Linked DNA regions of Mus musculus: region 1 is linked to region 2. The links are chromatin contacts, found by Hi-C or POLR2A ChIA-PET in ENCODE. All regions are on one chromosome and are shown on one strand. Each heading gives the region's core, a stretch centred on a gene start or an enhancer-like site at or near the end of the contact. The rest is flanking DNA. Distances are from core to core; before and after follow the strand shown.

Region 1 (7,201 bases), core at 2,387-4,886, 33 kb after region 2:
AGAGGGGGGTCTTCCCCAACGCTTCAAAGACTGTTACTCACTGGAGTCGCGGACTCTTCTTGCCCTGAGCAGGAGACGGGGGCTTCGCGGCCGCGGGCTGATGCCCTGGGCCGTCGGGAGGCCTGTTGCTGGGGCTGCTCCTCCGCCGGCGGGGATACTCGGCCTTTCTCCGGCGGGACACAGCGGCAGCGGCGGCGGCGGCGGCCGCAGCGGTCCGGCCGCGGTCCCGACCTCCCCTCAGCACGCGGCTGCTCGCGGTCTCTGCAGGCGCCGCCGGCGCCGCCGCCGCGCCGGGCCGGAGCTCCTCCGAAGCCGCGTCGGCCGCCGCTGCTGGGCCCCCTTCCTGGTCCTGCTGCTCCGGGGATCGCGGCTCCTCCGTCTCCCCCGGCATCGGGGCTCGTCCGTCCCCCACCCCTGCGTCCCAGGCGGTGGAGGCGGCGGCGCCCGCGGCGCAGCTCCCCCCGCCCCCCTCGGCTCCCGGAGCGTCCGGCTCCCTCACTCCGGAGCGCCTCTCTCCCCCCCGCCCCTCCGCCCGTTCCGAGGGCGCCCCCCCCCACCCGCCCCCTGCCACTCAAGCCAGCGACCGCCGGCGGCGCGCACGCGCGCACCCGGACGGACACGCAGCGGGCCAATCGGAGGGGAGGATCGGCCCCCCTGGCCCGGCCCCTCGCGGTCTCACACGCAGCAGCGCACTCGGTGCCCTCCCCCACCCCTTCCTCCAACCAATCAGGAAACGGCTCCGAGGGAGAGCGCGAGGTTTCCTTGCCCGCGCGCCCGTTCTCACCGTTAAACGGCTGCGTCTCGCGACAATCCCAAAGTGACCTTTCTCCCCCCCCACTTTGGAGTTCGGCTCAAGCTAGGGGCGGTGGGAGGGGCAGGGCTGGCGAGGGCGGAGGCGAGGACAAAACGCACCGTTCTCAGCCGCGCGCGCACCCCCCTGCCGGCTGCGCGCGCACCTGCCTCCCGGAGGCGCCGCTGTCCCCTCAAGGGTTCTTACTAGCCTAAGAAGTAGCCTGGACGTTATCCCGCCTCCACCCAGACCCCCACCTTCCTGCTCTGGCCTTTCTGTCCCCAGCGCCGCCAGCTCTCGAGGGGAGAAGTGGTAAATTATTTGAGTTGCAGCTTCTCCTTTAAGAAAAAAAAGGCCCTGTCCGTTGCCGGATGAAAGTCTCTGAAAAAATGGCGGCGATAGGATAGAGGCGGGGCCGAGGGGACAGCGCGGGATAGTCGTGAGGCGCACGCGCAGGGCCAACTTCGCCGAGGGCACTCTGGGAGACGTAGTCCTATTTACTCTGCGCTTCCAGAGAAATCATGGGAAACTAGAGGCAGAGGGAAGGCTGGGAGCGTCTATCTGAGGTCTGAGATTACGTTTTAGCGAGGCATTGCTTCCGGGTTAGGTCGCGACGCCTGCGTACAACTGGCAAAAATATTGAGCCAATTACAGGCTAGGGGTCCCTGGGAGAGAATCCTACTTCTTTTAATCTTTTTTTGTGTAAGTGCTCCGAAGTGCCCTCGTCATAGTCTTTACTTACTTCGGTCTGGTCATTTGACGCCTCCTCTGCGACCTGTTAGCTACGCTCCTTTTTATTCCTCCATCTTGTGTTGAGCCTCTCACTTGTGAAGCCCAGGAGGTTAGGGACTCGTTCTGCGTCTGTCAACTTAATTTTAATAAAACGTGTAGGACGAAGTGTAAAGTTGTTTCCTGGTAGGGATGGGGCGCCACGGAATTGCCGTTGGCTGTGGTGCTGGAGCTGGAGAGCCGGTTAGCGTGACTCACTGATTTTTTTGTGGATAAGTTAGCTGTCGCTCACGTTCTCCACCCCGAGGCTGAATGCCTTTGCGGTCTGTAGATGTTTCTGCGGCACAGGAAACACAGTCATAATAGCAGCTCTGACTAGCGTTTACAGCTAAGTACCTTCCTGATGGGGAAAGGGGGCTTTCCAATCGTTCAAACCGCAACTGGTGGTAATGCAGCCTCTTATACGTTTGTATGCATTTCTTTCCCTCTTAAACATTGTTTGCATTCCTTGGGTTGCCTTTTACACATTGCAACCAGGAAACGACTTTCAAGGAGACTCCTTACACTTCGAAGATGCAAACGTCTTAAGTTAAAATCTACACAACAGTATGGAAAGATACAAAGTTTGGAAATCTGATTCAGAATTTTATATTAGCCATTAAATTTTAGACTTTTAAAGAAGTTCATTTTTCTTTCTTCTTTTCCTCCCAGCATCTGGCTCATTTGCCACACAGATAAGGCAAATGTTTTATAGTCTACCGAGTTTTGCGCTTTCAAAGGATTAGTGTCCTTTTCAGTTCTAAAACCCGACGGTATCAGTAGGAATGAATTTTCTAGCGCTGTTTGCAATGAGCACGTTTGGAACAGCACTGACATCCAATGGCTGCTTAAAGTAATACAAAAAGCGAGCCTCTTAAAAAAGGTTTTAGTAAAATGAATGACTTGTTCCTTTTAAAAGATGATCATTACAAAACTATCCCTTTATTCTATTCTTCTAGCCAGTTATTACTCCCTATTCCTGTTAGTCTCTTGGTAAACACTGGGACAAAACCCACTTCACAGGGCCATACTTATAGTTCTTTATATACTGCCTTTTCTAGGCAATTTTCTGTTAAATGCGTTTGTTGTTTGTTTGTTTCCTTTTGAGATGAACAAAGGCACAATAAGATAAAAATCTACCTCTCTCACCTTTTTGGAGAAATTGTGAACTGAGCAGGAATTGTAATTCAGATTCTGGAAGCTTAGTACCCAGTATCTTAAATCTTCTCAATTGATTCTTCCTTATTCTGTAGACGTTTGAATGTTGAATAACTGGATAAACCAGGATCAGAGAATTCAAAAGTGAACCCACTTCTCTTCAACTTTAAAGAATCTATAATCTGGGCCAGTGAGATTGCTTAGCAGATAAAGGCACTTTGCTGAAAAGTCTGATGAATTTCATCTGTGGGACCCCAGTGGTACAAGGAGAGCGCTTTCTTACTCTTACAACTTATGAATGCCTACATGAGCACACACACACACACAATTATTAAAACGTCTGTTTTAAAAAATCACAGTTTGTATGGGAAGTGAGGTCAGCTGTACTAAGTAAGTACAAATAGTGAAATGAAGTTGATGCTATTTAATCAGAAATTTTAAGAAAGGACCTGTACTTCCATGGTCTTCTAGTTTTATAGGAAAAGGAGGAGGAAGAGAAGGAAAGAAAAGGAAGGAGACAGAAAATAGCCTGCAGTGGGCAATGGGAAACTTAAACTTGGAAAACTCTTTAAGTATAAGCCTAAAATTTCTATGTGTGTTCAAGATAAGCCCTTGAATACAGTAGGTGTTTAAATTAAAAAAAGAATTAACTTTCAATTTTTATAGCCACCTTGGCCAATGTAGCATCAAAACTTCAATCTTGCACAACCTGCCTTTTTCTGTTAGCACAATTAAAACAACAAACAAACATATAAAACCCCCCCCCAAAAAAAAAACAAACCAAAAAACAAAACAAAACAAAACAAAAAAAAAACCCTGAGCTACTAGAAAAGAAAAAGTATTCAGCAAATCAAAAGTGAGGAAGTGCTAAGCAAATACAGGAACCAAAAGGGGTCACAGAGGCTGCTTCGCACTGTCTCATTCAGTTCCGTTGTGGTCCTCTTCTTCACCACATGCCAACAAAGTTCTTCACAATCTTCGAGACTAGAGCATCGCAGGTATAGGACAATGGAAGAGCTGGGTGAGTGAAGGGGCCTTTGGAGAAGATGCTCTAAGGAAGTGGGGGCCTGGCTGCCATCCATCCCCATCTGTAATGATGAAGTGTGGTCTAGTCAAACTGAGGATAGGACTGAAAGATTTTTGTTTTCACTTCTGTCCTCAATTCAAACAAGAGTGAGGCAGGAGGAACTATCATTGTTGGGGGAGCTATGGGGTTGCTGTTTGCAGCGGCACAGTTGGCAGAGCGTTGAGACCAGACAGCCAAAGAAACAGAAGGAATTGTAATTGAAAGTGCCTTTTCCCTTGGCAGCTACTGGAGGTCATAGGGCAGCTCTACAGCTTGGAGATATGATACTGGAAGAAAAAAAAAAAAGGATGGGAAAGGAAGAAGACATTAAATGAAGGAAGGGAAGGAGAGAAGAAAGAAAAGGAAACCAGGAGAAAGGGAGGATAGTGCAAGGACAGTGAAATGACCGAGCAGTGTAAAGGGTCTGTAGAGATTGCAAAAGGGCCAGAGTGCTTTCATTTCTCTGTAGTTTACTGTTAGACTACAGGTAGACCATCACTGTAGTAGGTTTTGTTGCTTTTTATTTAGAGAAATCTTGAAGGAGCAGATTGCTTCTCAAGAAAAACAGTCCATCCTTTCACTCTGAGGTAATGAAAACGTCAGTAGAAGTGCCGCTGGGCTACTGTGTCCAGAGAAACCTAGGTCAAAAAGCCTGGAGCTGTAAAGTCTGTCTCCTTGGGGCTCATTTCATATACCTTGGCAACTTTTTATCATCTACATACCTCCCTGTCTGCCTGCCTGCCCATCTGTCCTTCCATCCATCCATCCATCCATCCATCCATCCATCCATCCATCTATCTGTATCACCTATTTATTTTTGTTATCGCTACACAAAGTTACTTTTACCCACTTTTCAAGCTGTATTAATTCCACATTGTGTTTGTAGCTATGCAAAAACTTCCAACAATAATAAGATGCAAAGCTTGTACATTGTCATTAAAAATAATTATTGGGGTTGTGTTTTAAGAACTGGAGAAACAGAGGAACAAAGAAGAGAATAGAAATTATTGAGGGAAAAAAGGGTGTTTTAAATAAATCCTTAACTGTTTTGTCAGTAAAATGTAGTTCAATATTGTGGTTAATGCTGTATCTTGGACTTTGGTATAGAATCCAGATTCTTTTCTATATAATATTGATTATTTATTCTTTGAGAATTTGATGAATGCATATCCTGTGTGGGTATTGGAGGAAATTTGCATTTCTTCATCGAGTTTTACCATTTTTTTTCAGGTAGGATCTTAGTTTTGCTTTATTTTATAGGTCACACACATCAAATTCTCAAAGAATAAGTAACCAATATTATATAAAAAAGAATTGGGTTCTATATCAAAGTCCAAAATACAGCCTTAATCACAATATCAAAGTACATTCTACATTTAATTCAATATTAGTTCAAAAAGTTAAAGGGCAATTAATATTGGGAAAACTTAAAATCTGTAAATAAGTTTAGTGTTTGCAGCAGTTTTCTGAAATAGGTATTATTGTTTTTCTTTAAATAATGAAAACCCAAAATATCTTGTTCACTCTCAGGAGCACCTGACACTAAGTACAATTAAATGGTAATGTTACAGGTTGTTCTTTTATATTAGAAGTGTATTTGTTCTGGTGGCCAGTGTAGTAATACATTTTAAAAAAATGTATAGTTTAAAGAATTTCTGAGTAGCATAGTTGTTAAGGAAATCTTTTTCAGAAATGTAGAAAATAAGCAACTTTGGAAGCTGACTGTAGATAATCCAATTTGCTACAGGTTAATAAACTGCTAGTAGTTACCCCTCAATGGTCTCTTCAAATTGTAACAATTTGCATGGAATGTAGTGTTGCTTGCCTTCAATCCTTATGCTCCAGAGGTGGAAGCAGGAGGATCAAAAACTAATGGTTATTTTTGTTTGTATGGAAAATTTGAGGCCAGCCTAGGCTATCTATGTACGATCCTATCTTTAAAAAGTCAGACATGGAAGGCAGAAGCAGATAGATCTCTATGAATTGAGGCCAGTCTGGTTTATGTTACATAGCAAGTTGTAGCCCAACAAGGGCTATGTACTGAGGCCCTGTCTCAAAAACCAAAATGAAACAAAAGGCAGGTAGTGTCTGCCAGGCACAGTAGTTTGTACCCACGATCCCAGCCAGCACTTGAGACTAGGTTGAATGACTGGCCACAGTGTAAGGTCAGCCTGGGCTACCTTGTTAGTTCCAGGTCAGCTTGGGCTAGAATGAGACCCTGCCTTAACAAACAGCAACAGGACTAAAATCCAAACCCAAGACTTGGGGTGGATTTCTCTTTCTACTTGTGTAGAAATTTTATCAAGGACAGGCTGGCTCAAGTGGGCAAATATTTCCTTTATGCAATACTGCCTTGGATGTTAGTAGCATGTATTCACCTAGAAGGTTTTACCTAAATCTTCTCAATTTAGGGATGAGATGACTCTAACACATGGAGACGCCCAGAGACTTCACTGCCAGTAATCTCATATTTGTCACACCAAAATTAGTCATCTAATTTAAATTTTAGAGTCTGCATGAAGCCAAAGGAGTAGCTTCAGGAGCTGGTGAAATATGTGTTCATTGGAAACAGGAAGTGAAAGTCCTGGTAACTCGTGAGCAGAAAGGAGAGTTATAATAGATTTGGTGAGCTGATGCTTCCGAGGATAACTTCACATCCTCTGCTCAGTGATACTCCTGTCCCATCATGTTTAATATACATGAGTTCTCTTGGTCCAGGAAGGACTCTCATTTCTGATTGGAGTGAAGCTTAGAAAACAGAAAAGAGAATGGTTGCATTCTAACATGCAAAGTGTTGGAATTCTGAAATTCAGAGTTGAGGCTGGCTAATTAGAGTCTGAGATAAAACATTGGCTTTGTTGTTCTGTTTTATTTACTCTAAAACATTCCCAAGATCTTTTATTGTGGAGAATTAAAATATATACAGAATGGGAGATAACAGTTTAATGACTTTGATTGCACCCTTTGTATCAGTTTCAATAATCATTAGCTCTTGACAGTCTTATTTCATATGCTTATATTTTTCCATTAATCTATTGTTTTTAAGAAACTTCAATGATTACATTTCTTATCTGTACATAATTCAGTCTTAATCTACTACAAACAACCATACTAACAGTATCTGACCCACAATAGCTAATAACCTTAATGGCGTTTCCTCAATATCATGAAATAACATTATTACATCTAAGATTATCTGACATCATTTTAATGTTAATATTTTCAAGTTTCTGAGATATTAGTACTTAATATTACTGACTATATACAGTGTTAAATATTCTTTTAAAAATTTAACTTATCTTGTTATGCTTATGAAACTCATGATGAACACTGAATCTGAATTTGGAAAAGGATTTATTTTGCACTTGCCTGTAAATTTTTGATCACACATTCACAAAAATCTCAAACAAATGCTATCG
Region 2 (6,613 bases), core at 2,180-4,679:
TTCAGATGTTTACTGTTGTCTAACTTGTTTTCAGGAGTCAACTCTTAATGTTTCTATCTTCAAGGACATTCTATATTGTACTCCACCAACCTGGGAAGCATAATTTCTTGTGGCTTTAGCTGATCTTTCAATATATTTTTTTAAAGATTTATTATATGTAAGTACACTGTAGCTATCTTCAGACACTCCAGAAGAGGGCGCCAGATCTTGTTAAGGATGGTTGTGAGCCACCATATGATATGGTTGCTGGCATTTGAACTCATGACCTTCAGAAGAGCAGTCAGTGCTCTTACCCCCTGAGCCATCTCAACAGCTCGATCTTTCAATTCTTTATAATCTACTATAGTTTTGGTCTCTTTATTTCTTACATACACAACTGCATTTCCACAAACACAGTAGAAAGCAGGGTCTTGCTTCCCCTGAGCTGCCACAGTGCTTGGCTGAGTCCTGTCATGTACCTAGTATGTTCCATACTACCCTGTGTGGAATTCCTTATAGGAGAGAATACAAGATGAGTCACACATCCCTACATCATGCAACTTATATGGAAGTTAGCCCTCCCTGACTCATGATTCATTAGTGAGGGAGAATGTGGTTAGACTTGGGTCCTCAACTCAACATCTCTTGGGGTTTTAAAGATAAAAACAAATACTAACAAACTCTGGATTCATAATGCACAGCTCTCACTGTAAATGACCTTCCCCAGGAATGTGTTTCCTAGCCTTCCACACCATGTGTTTCTCACAAGAACATTACAAGTAGAGCTTTACTGTGTGTTTAAGAATCTCTGGCATTCTCACTGGGGACCCATCCTCCCTTCATGACTAAGCCTGGAGAATGTAAAGTGCTAGTGTCCTGTGACTCTTTAACCTGAGTAGCATTCTACCCCTCTGCCCATGAGCATCTGGCCACAGTACCTATATGACAGATTTGTTAACTTGCTGTAAACTGAGATCAACCCAATATACAAGTACAATTAGTCAACATTAAGCCAGGCTGTTACTGCATATCCTCAGCCCCAACTATAGAAGTACTGCAGGTCTCATTTTTTTTTCTTTTCTTTCTCAAATGTAATCTGAAGCTATGTTAATTGCTGCTCTTTGCCCAGTGTGGGCAACAAATATTTCCTTTAACATGGTGGGATGCTGCCGACTCCTGAGGATGAGTAACAAGGGCATTCTTTTCAATGCTAGGATAGAATGCAAGACATCTTCCTTTCCACAACTAGGATGTAAGGCTGTACAGAATATACAAAGCCCATGGCACACTCACTGCCTCTGCACAGCGATGCTCTTTTTATCAGGGTAGTTTGAATGAAGATAGTCTAGGACTTCCAATTTGTTTATTCAGTCTTTTCAGAAGTCAACCAAAACTAGTCACAATGTCTCTTCTGCCTGTAAGACTGTTAAACACCTGGAAAGGTTATTTAGTATCAGGAAGGGTAAAGCACTAAGGTGGAAGGATAATGCCCTAATTATACTTTATTATACCACCAATACAAACAAAATCATGTACACACATATGCACAGCCAGAATAACCATGTTTATCTTCTGTTCATACGTGGGTCAACCCTACTTGACGAAATATGCCTGTGGTCTAAGGTTTTCCAAAATTGATGCTGAGAAAACTAGGCCCCTGGGGAACTACTGATATCCCATTAGATCAAAGAGGGAGACAGAGGCAAGAGTTAAGAGCTACATTTGCTTGGCCCCATAATGGCTCTCATGTGCTGAGATTCCCATGTGATGAGAAGAAATGACACGGAGGTCATGGATAGACCTCACAGTCCACTGTGAAAGCTCTTGAAGGACCTTCAAGCCCCACAGCTTCTTCTCAAAGAGGCCACCATCTCCAATTGTGACAGGCATCCCATCAGCCTCTTTTTCAGGGACCTTCTGTTCCAGAAGCGCCATTAACTCCTCTAGCTGGTAGGCGAAGGCAGAAACTTGGAGCGTAAGAGTATGTATTGCCTGATGGAAGTCACCTTCAGTCGGGGTGAAATGCACTCTCTGGTCTTCTAAAAGCTTGGTTAACATCCCTTGGAAGGTACGGTAAGCCTGGAGGTTCTCTTGGAGTCGCTCTGCCTCAGTCATCTCACTCCAGCGATCAGTGCTTGCCACTGGTACACCATCCACTGAGTCAAGGCTGATATTTTTATTCAGGCCTTGATGTTTTACCTGGCCAAGGATATAGCAAAACATATGTTCCATATCATCTCAATTTCCTTCTTCAATCACAAATACAATTTCCTTGACTTTCATAGTCAGTGATCCAAGTTGTTAAGAAAATGCTTAGAATGGAAACCCTTCATATGGGGAGTCCTGATCCCACAGCACTGCCTGAATTTCCCTATGCCCACTGTCCACTCTCAAGGTGAAATCAATCCTTTAGAATACAGCTGGCTTTTATGTCCATCTCTTTGGACACTGAGTCTCATAACTGGCAAGGCTTTTCAAAAGTTTTCAATTCTTAGAGAACTTAAATTTATAACTTTGATCAGAGGCCTGGGATATTACCACAGCAGGTCTTTTAGACAGTGGCCTTTTATGAGAAAACAAGCCCAGAACTGTGGTTAATTTGACATTTTTCTCAAGACTTTTTGGCAGATCTATTTAGTCACAAGTAGTCTAATATGTAGTACTAAAATAAAAGTAGCTTATACTATACAGAGGGCAACTATACATTTCTCTAAAACCCCATATAGTTTTTCTTATCCTGTAATCTTTTTATTTCTAAGGTTCAAAAATTATATGAAGAACCTATGACTTAGAAAACCTATTGTCTACCCTGGTAGGATTCAGAAAAAAGGCAACCAAATAATGTATATTCTCACTTAAGGAAGGACCTGTCCACCTTAAACAGGCTGGATGAAGACAGTAAGGTTGTGTGAATTTTCTCAAGGGAAAGAACATGTCAAATTATAGGTGCTTAATATATGAATGACTAGGGAGCTATACCATAAATACACACACACTAGTGTTTTCGTAACCGGTTATGGGGTTGGAACATGATGGTTAAGAGTTGGGCTAGAAGACTTGAAAACAGACAACCAGACAAAAGCAAAATAGACAACTTACATAAGATTCCATAAGAGCAGTCAGGTCTGAACGAATCTTCCTTGCTAGCCAGATAGAGCGGCTACAGAGGTCCCGGCGGTGAAGGGTCAGAGGTGATTGCTCTGCGAAAGCCATCCCCTAAATCAACTGTCCCAGGAAACAAGTGAGCTGGTTTGCTTCTGTCTTCACTAGTCCAAATAAGAAATGTGACTCCCACAGACTAAATCTACTGGGCATTCTCTAATGGGATTGTGCACCCCCATCCCCACCCCCTGCCTGACTCAGAGGTGGCAGCAAATTCCTGGCTGTGGATTTTGTGCCTGTGGAATCAAAGGGCCCTTTTAATCAGTCTTTTTTTTTTTCCCTCGAAGCGTCTGCCTTCATCTCTCCTCCACTCAGTACTTAGCACTTGTTTTTATGTCATTGTTTTGCTTTTGTACTTAGCAACAAGGTCACTATCACGCTAATCCTCCTGACACCCACCCCTGCCTAATGTAGTCTAGTATTTACACATATAATTTGATTTTACTCTTCTGTTTTCCATGCTCACTGTATTTTAATTTGTTTTATCCTGGCAAAATATAGTATTGAAATAGGTGTCACTTATTAAATGAGTCAGATACTATGCTACACATTTAAACTTCATTGGAATCTTGAGTAATCCTGGGCTGAACATTAGTCTTGGGGGTAGTTTTCTCATTTGATGTCTTTTATCTAAGAAATTAATACAATAAACTAGATTCGTATTTCTGCATTGGTCTTTGGCTTTATTTCCCCCCACCTCACACTGACTTTACAATTTCTTTGGGTAGCTCATGATATGTGCAAGAAACAGAGACTATGTGATACAGGTCATTTATAGCCATCTTTCCGTTCCCATTATCTGTAAGGTTTAGACTTGTTTAAAAATTAGCTAAAGGAGCATCTCTAGTCTCAACCATGGGGCCTTCCTGGTAGCTACAGGATGTGGAAGGCACTGTTTAGGCCTGTTCTCTCCCAAAGGAAACACCCAACCCAAACTTGGTAACATTTCTCAGGCACTTTCACTCAAGTGACAACATGCTTCTTTTTCTTACCAGTCCCAGTCATTCGCCATGCTTAGCAAGGTAATGAACAAGGCTTTGAAATGAAGACAAAAGAGTTAAAAAGGTCTTACAGACCTGTCATTCTATTGTACTGCACTTAGTGGGTGAAGTTAATAGGCTCAAGTTTCAAAGTTTCAACCCGAAATAGGTCAGTGAAGTCAATGTCCCCATTTTATATCACAGATTTTGCCAAGAAGTTCAAACACTTGCCACCTCAGTAGCAAATTGACATAGGTGAGAAATGGCTGCCATAGAACTTTTTAGCAAGGTTGAATTATGTTTTCTTTTTTTAAAGTTAGAACTTGACATAAAAGCTTTGGTAAGAAGCACTGGTCTTAAATGCAACCACGGTTTTGTCATTGTCAGAGTAAACTGTACTTCACAGTATCCTTAACATCCCCTAGAAAGCAACCAAAACACCCTTTGGAGTCTGCCAAACACAGAGCTACAAGGCCTCTCTGCATTAGAAGCCCTCCCAACTCTTAACAAAGAGCAAATAGCACCATACAAAAGGGGCATGTTTTCCTCATTTAGCAGCATCAACTGTTTTATCCTCGCATGACTAACTCAGTACAACCAAGGAAGACCAGTTGCTTCCAGGAAGACAACTTTTATTTTTCTTCTTTACATACTTATTTTGAAATGATTACCTAGATTAAAAGGAAACAAGATTTTAAAAGCAAAGTATCCCTTTTATTATAATTTTTTTCTTTTACATAACTTTTAAACCTAGATCAAGTAACCAGCTATCTCTCATCACAGGAAAAGGGTCCTGCACATTTCAACAGGCAAAAAGTCTCAGGAGATATAACTGCCCCATTACAATTTCCCGATTTTCTTGAGTATACTGGAAAATTGATAGAAAGAAAGGCAGGAAACTAGCCCTGCAGCAAGGCTGTAAGACCTCACTTAGGTTGTTGGTATATAGTTAGTTGATTTTCTTCCTCTGAACAGGTACAAGGGAGGTCCAAGTGCTCTATGCTGATGTTTTCTCTGCTCATTCCCAGGACTCCCAGCCAGTGTCTGACTAAACCCTGTAAAATGTGTTAGGGTCTAATTATGCAAAATACGCTAGCAATGCAAGCAAGGAGGGTACACAACTCCCAGAAATACCAAGTAATTATCATAACTATATACCTAAGAATTTAGAATTGCCAATTGAAGATGGAGGTATGACTTAAAAGATAACAAACCATCAGTATGAATTAACTATTTTCAAAACTAAAAGGACTCCTTCGAAGGACAATTAAATGACTGGCATGGGAAAAAAGAAAAGGGTAGGGGCTTAGTTTGCTCATACACTTTTATTATACTAGCACTAGCTCTCAAAAGGAATAGGAAGTTCATGAAAAATTTATTGCAAACTGCTAAAAAAACTTATTGCCAACAGAGAGCAGCTAAGATGACCGAGCCCCCTTTCAGCCCCACCCCAACCCCATGAGAGGACAGGAAGTTTCTAAGTTTTAGAACTAGTTGCTTTTATGGGGAGGAGAGCGAAGTACAGAAAAGAACATATTTTTCCCCATCCCAGAAAAGTGAGATGTTTTCAATGCAGTTTGTTTTTCTGTGGGTGGCTCTATCTAATTTATTGGAGACATTCTAAATGTGAAAAACAAAGGGTAAGTGTAGGACACAGATACTAGATAAACAGCGTCAAGAGGAGCAAAGTTTGCTGCAGATCCATTTTTAATTCCTCTTAAAGTGTTTTCAAATCTATGCAATGTACCAAGGTCAACTGCAACTCTGCAGGGCAGAAAAGCCTGTCTTCATGCCTTTTCTCCCCTCACATGGAGGGGTGGCTAAGTCTGCAACACTCTAGAGGAAACAATAATGTGTTTAAGATTGTTCCTGTAGGTGTCTTCCTCCCTCTCCCTGGCATCCCAACCACCGACATAGGTGGGTGTATAGTAAGCGTCTTTCAGAGATGACATTTTGCTATTCTCCTTTTGGGGGGAAAAAAAAATCAAGCAGAGAAAATTTGATAAACTCCACAGTTTTAGTGTTTGTGAAAAACAAGCTGTTCCTTATTTTGTTCTCAAACTCTTATTTTTCCCAATAGTCATCATGTGTTGCTGACAACAACTGGCCCAGTCTTCAATGGCTGATTCTGAAGTACACAGGGAAGAACTGCACTCCTAATTTTCAAAAAATGAGCTGAATTAGGGTTTTAGTCTTTTGAGAGGTAGAAGCATGTAAAAATATGATCCGTGTCTCCCAGTGACAGTAATTTTAATGCCACAGGGCATTAAAATCTCTACTCAGAGGAAAACAGATAATTCTGGGGAAAGCCAAAAAACATTATCGTATAGATTTTTACTTTTGTTTTTGTCTATTGAAGCTTTGTCTCTTCTAAAGAGGAGATAAGACAGAAGAGTTTACTCTTAACCAAATCTCTAGAACTTTTAGATTGTGTTCCTTCATGAATGACAGGGTCCGGTCTTCCACTGAGAGCTGGAATGACCAATAACAAA

What was found. A loop is a pair of places that touch in the nucleus more often than their neighbours do. ChIA-PET counts read pairs that join two places held with the same protein, here RNA polymerase II (POLR2A).
Region 1: a map of heart shows a loop between it and region 2 (2.3-fold over the local background). The contact joins the promoter of Lpxn here to the promoter of Cntf in region 2. A Hi-C loop is called at or near these places in 2 of 37 maps with a recorded cell type or tissue (heart and left cerebral cortex). POLR2A ChIA-PET finds 5 or more read pairs at or near these places in 3 of 5 experiments (Patski and embryonic stem cell).

What each region holds. Positions count from the first base shown.
Region 1 is chr19:12,794,943-12,802,143 of GRCm38, forward strand. Lpxn (leupaxin) reads left to right here and starts at 3,637. Exons shown (of 9, transcript NM_134152.4): 1 at 3,637-3,737. The coding sequence starts at 3,725. It overlaps Zfp91 (zinc finger protein 91), which reads right to left and starts at 1,181. Exons shown (of 11, transcript NM_053009.3): 1 at 42-1,181. The coding sequence starts at 391. Gm44505 (predicted readthrough transcript (NMD candidate), 44505) reads right to left here and starts at 1,181. Exons shown (of 13, transcript NR_024093.1): 1 at 42-1,181.
Region 2 is chr19:12,762,203-12,768,815 of GRCm38, forward strand. It overlaps Cntf (ciliary neurotrophic factor), which reads right to left and starts at 3,430. Exons shown (of 2, transcript NM_170786.2): 1 at 3,079-3,430; 2 at 1,326-2,178. The coding sequence starts at 3,192. The coding sequence ends at 1,696. It overlaps Gm44505 (predicted readthrough transcript (NMD candidate), 44505), which reads right to left. Exons shown (of 13, transcript NR_024093.1): 12 at 3,079-3,204; 13 at 1,326-2,178. Zfp91 (zinc finger protein 91) reads right to left here. Exons shown (of 11, transcript NM_053009.3): 11 at 4,737-6,613.